Linked DNA regions of Mus musculus: region 2 is linked to region 1. The links are chromatin loops, found by intact Hi-C in ENCODE. Cell type or tissue: heart. All regions are shown on one strand.

Evidence for each region. Hi-C counts contacts between places; a loop is a spot of excess contacts. Peaks named below come from ENCODE experiments on the same cell type or tissue, not always from the same donor. Only the 100,000 strongest peaks of a DNase experiment are listed, where the experiment ranks them.
Region 2: it touches region 1 in a loop (7-fold over the local background); 5 of 42 quality-filtered maps call a loop at or near these places.

Annotation. Positions count from the first base shown.
Region 1 is chr4:108,014,267-108,016,766 of GRCm38, forward strand. It overlaps Podn (podocan), which reads right to left. Exons shown (of 13, transcript NM_172874.4): 13 at 527-1,429. Among named protein-coding and RNA genes, the nearest start is that of Podn, 16 kb to the right of the region's middle. In heart, a CTCF peak has its summit at 1,371 (motif pointing right); DNase peaks (open chromatin) are centred at 345, 1,345 and 2,155; H3K27ac peaks cover 700 bases.
Region 2 is chr4:107,961,268-107,963,767 of GRCm38, forward strand. No RefSeq gene overlaps it. Among named protein-coding and RNA genes, the nearest start is that of Slc1a7, 5.9 kb to the right of the region's middle. In heart, no CTCF peak of the experiment used is centred here; a DNase peak (open chromatin) is centred at 1,014; H3K4me3 peaks cover 329 bases; H3K27ac peaks cover 1,436 bases.

The sequences.
Region 1 (2,500 bases):
TTCAGTCCAACCCCAGCTCTCTCTCACTGGGGTGGCATAGTGGCTGTGCCCCTCACCTTGTCCCTGGGAATACCTAAAAAGACCTTGTCCCCAAATCAGCTCTGAAGGAGCCCTCAGACCCACCTTCTGCCACCTCTCTGTTTGGACAGCACAAACCACCCGGTAACATTAGTAACAGTACCTCCATGCAAAGGTGACTTTCCAGGTGGGTTCTAAATAGCCCAGGGCCCATGGGTCATCTGTTTGGAGGTTCAGCTTGGGGGAGGGGTCACAGGGGGAATGTGCAGGCCTGCATAGCAGTCCAACATTAAAGGCAGATGTCCACCCAGAAGTATATTACGCACCAGGCCTTCCTGCCTTGCTACTATGCCCCACCCCTCCTCTGTCTGTGCCACTCCCGTGGAGCCCCTCAGTCCTGGTGCTGGCCCTCCTTCCTCTGGTCAGGGGTGCTGCTTGCTGGATCTTGCCCACCCTGAGCAGATGCCAGCCCATTGCCTGGAGGGAAGCACACACAGACACAGCATGGTTGCAAGGGCAGGGATAATACTTTATATTAGTTTTTCTGTAACAGGAAAAAAATCAGCTTTGAGATTTTTATCTTCATATATATTTTTTTTTCTCCTTAAACAAAACCAAAGGTACCCAGAACTTCCCTGCAGAACTGAAGACCAACGCAGCTGCCACCACCCCACCCCACCCCCACCACGCACTGCTGCCTCTTTCTCTTCCAAGCCTTCTTGAGGCTGTTCTCTGAAAGTGCCTGTGACCTGCCAGGGCACAACAAAAAGGGACTCCCAGCAGTAGGAGTGCCCAGCACCTGGGGGGAGGAGGTGAGGCTGTGGTCGAAGGCAGAAGGTTCAAGTCCCCATAGGGAAGGCACAAAACAAAAGCCAGCTTTTGCGTCTCAAAGAGTGAAAAGCACCCGGCCACAGAGCAAGGAGACAACCCTGCGTCTCCAAGGGAGGGACCAGAGGACAAGGCACATGGCCAACTGTTTCCAACCAGAGCTGTCTGGAAGCAAGAGCTTTTGGTAGCATAGGTCACTCTGTGTAAGTGAATAGGGGAGAGGGTAGCTGCCTGAGTCTACCAGGCCAGTGTGGACTCAGAGGTGAGGGTGTGTGTGTGTGTGTGTGTGTGTGTGTGTGTGTGTGTGTGTGTGTGTGTGTGTCAGTGTGAGATTGTGCAGAGAGCCAGTTTGGAAGGTCATATGCAGCTGGCTATCTACGTGGCCAAACTGGGGGCGTGGTGGTGAAGTGGTATCTGCACGTGTCTGACTGTGTGACACATTGCTGGAAGGGGTGGGACACGAGACTGTGTTCAGCCCGTGTGACTTTCGGGTGCCTCTTGGGCTCAGCGTTGGGTGTGTCAGAAGGGGGCGCTCATGGGGCACAGGCCTGGGCTGCAGAAAGGAGTCCGGTAGTCCATCGTCCTGTGGAACATGTTGGAGAGTCAGGACTAGCTACAACCAGCCATTGGTGAAGTGGATCAAAGTAAGGGGGTGTCAGAAGCCAGGCTGCTGTGAGTGGGAAGAAGGAGGAGCCCCTGGGAGTGTAGAACCAGGAGGTTCCCAGCTCTGAATCCAGAGCTCCCTGGGGCTTCTTCCAGCAGTCCATTCAGTTGACTTAACCATGGCCAACATTCCACAAAGCGGGAAGCTTCTCCCTCACCCCAGAACTCCACAGTCCTTTTCATGAGAACCAGCAGTCCTCATGCGATAGCAATCACCCTTTCCTGCCGACCCCTGGCTTTTAAGGACTGTGCCTCAGGACAGAGACTCTACCTCGACGGCTGGCCTTGGAGTCAGGTTTGCCCCTCCAGGCTCACAGCCCTGTCACAAATCCTGCTCTCATGAGTGGACACCCTGTCTCCATCATCCGTCCACATAGCTGTCACTATATATCAACAACCCCCCTCCCCCCACTACCAGCTCCCCTCTGTTCCATGTTCTACTTCAAGTCAATATCCTCACTGTGGCCATGGCCACACCCTGGCCTCATAGTTCCCAGCACATTCCCTGAAGTCCTACCTAACCTTAGCCCTTCCGATCACTGCTCTCTGCCTGGACACTTGCTATCACCTCCCAGGTTTCAGCTTCCTCCCCATGCCTCTGCTACCAATATGTCCATCTGCCCCTCCTTCTTACCAAGCCTAGTGCCACAACCTGAACAAAAAGCCAGCCATAAGGAATCCAATTCTGTGCCATGGATAGAAAGCCAAGGTCCTCGGGCTGATGGGATTTGGGACCCAACCATCAAGCCTGACTGTGACGGCAGCCACTCAGTTCCCTGGCCCTCCTTCCACACTGGGACAGTTACCAACCTCCTGCAATCCTTCCAGCAGCCCTCATACCCATGCTGCTCAATGCACTACCCTCCCTCCACAGCATATCCCATGAGCATCCTTGCCACCAGTGCCAAAAGGAGTGCCAAACAGTTTTACCTGAGTTTTACGTGGCCTCCCCTTGGCTACTGCACTCCCTGCCTTCCCAGTCATCCTCTCC
Region 2 (2,500 bases), 53 kb before region 1:
TACCAAGAGTCCTGACAGGCTTTGAAGCTTTCCCCGAGCATGTGTTAACTTTATACTTTACTCCACCCAGTGAGAGGCTGCATGGTACAATGCAGAAACCATGGGCTTTCATAACTGGGAAAGAAGAAGAAGAAGAAGAAGAAGAAGAAGAAGAAGAAGAAGAAGAAGAAGAAGAAGAAGAAGAAGAAGAAGAAGAAGAAGAAGAAGAAGAAGAAGAAGAAGAAAGAAAGAAAGGCTCACTTCAGAAACACCACACAGCACCCACAAGGAGCTGAGATTTGAATTTAGCTCATTGCCACCATAGAATGTTTGCTAGAACCCTCTACAAGCATGGGCTGTGACTACACCCTGCAGAATTGGGGCCACAAGCCCATTGAACCCCTGAGATAGTGACTGAGCAATTGCATTCTATGTTTTATTTATTTCTTTTACTTAAATAGTGAGATTTGATGACACGGGCCTTGTGACCAGATACTTTTCTGGTCTATCGAGCCCTTTCAGGAGGTCAGCTGTCCCGCTGGATCCCCTGGGGCACAGCATTCCTGGCAAGTTCAGGTGTTAGAATGCTTCCTGGGCTGGGACAGAGTGCTCCCCATGGAAAAGTGGCTGATCTCACTGGGGTTCCAGTATCACTTCCCTAAGACAAGGCAGGAAGGAGATGGCAGGTGCAGGCATGAGTCTTCCACCAAATCACTTTCCTCCATCTGGTGAGGCCAGGGAGGCAAGGTAGGGCCCTTCTACAGAGGTTAGCTGGGTCTCTAGTGATGAAGGATACCAGGAATTCATATCGGAAGGATTGGCTGCCTACATCAACCTTCCCAGAAGGGCTCAGCCCCTGGCCAGCTGGGGAGGTGAGCTGGGGAGAGGCAGGCGCCTCTGGTATGTCTCTGGACAGCTGCCAACAAACCCAGAGCTGTCATCACCCCAACCCAACCAGGGGCCAGACAGCTCAGCTAATGTGTCTTGACACCCGCTGGAAGGAACCTGGCCCCAGTCCCCGAAGCCACTGGCTCTCCAGCTCTGCTCAGTCCTCCCCCCTTACCGCCCCCATATCTCTTTCAGAACAGGCTCTTCCTTTGCACCCCTCTCTGGCTTACTGAGGTCAGACCAAACAGGCTCTACTTTTGGCAAGCCTGTTGTGTCTCTCCCCACTCTTCAGCAAGCAAGGTCACCCCGCTGTTACTGGGCAAACCCTGGCAGAATTGTGCTGCCTTAGGGTTCCAGACTGACACGTGCTGAAAGCACCAGTAACTTTCTCTGTTTCGACAGCTTAACACCTGCAGCCCCCTAGATGCCAACTACCAACACACCACCCAGCTACGGGGCTCCTCCACTATCCACTGCCCAATTAAGAGCTATCATGGGTTATTTTGCACTTAGGAAAGCTACTTGGCAAGGAACTGGGGCTCATCACTGACCTGAGCTGGCGACGGGAAGAGAGCAATGCATACTGAGGGTGGTCAGGGAGGGTGTCAAGGAAGAGTGGCATGTGACCTGGGAGTGCAGTGACACTGAAGGACATTCTAGGCAGAGGAAGCAGCAAAGGCAAAGATTTGAGAGGCAGAGGAAGGATGTCTTCCATATAACAGGCAGAGAGAGGGTGTGCGCTGTGATGGGGAAAGAGGGACCCTGTGCTGCTTAGCTCTGGCTTTGCTTTGTTTCTGTCCACTTGACACAAGCTGGAGTCACTGAGGAAGCTGGAACCTCAATTGAGAAAATGCCTCCATTCATTGGCCTGCAGCCAAGTCTGTGGGGCATTGTTTGGATGAATGATTGATTGATGGGGATTGGGAGGCAGCCCACTGTGGGTGGTGCCACCTCTGAACAGGTGGCCCTGGGAGGTGTAAGAAAGGAAGTGAACAGAAGCCAGAAGAGCAAGCCAGTAAGTATCCATCCATCCGATCCATCCTGTCTATCTGAGCCATGAGATGCATCCTATCCATCTTTTCCATCCAATCCATATTATCCATCAGTTCCATCCATCAGATCTACCCATTTCATTTGGTCCATGAGATCCATCCTATTTATCAGATCCATCAGATACACCCTATCCATCAGATCCTTCAGATCCGTGAGATCCATCCGACCCATCCTTGGAGGTCTCTGCTGGAGCTCCTGCCTCCAGCTTCCCGCTCTGCTTGTGTTCCCACCTTGACTTCCCTTAATAATGAATTGTGATGGAGGTGTGGGCCAAATAAACCTGTTCTTTCCCAAAGTCACTTTTGGACATTTTTTTTCAGCCATAGAAAGCCAATAAGGACAGCTCCCCTCTGGAGTCTGCAGCTTTCTGTGTGCGTACCCCAGGTACCAGAGCCTCAGAACTCTCTGAGGTACCCACAACAAGGCTGGGAGTCAACCATCAGCTTTGGAGATCTAATGCACACCAAATGGAAACACGATTACCTAGGAGTACCTGGGTGCCACACAATAGCCTAAGCCATTTATATACACTATTGTAGGGGACCCACATCACAAGCCTACTGGGGACTACTGCCTTCTC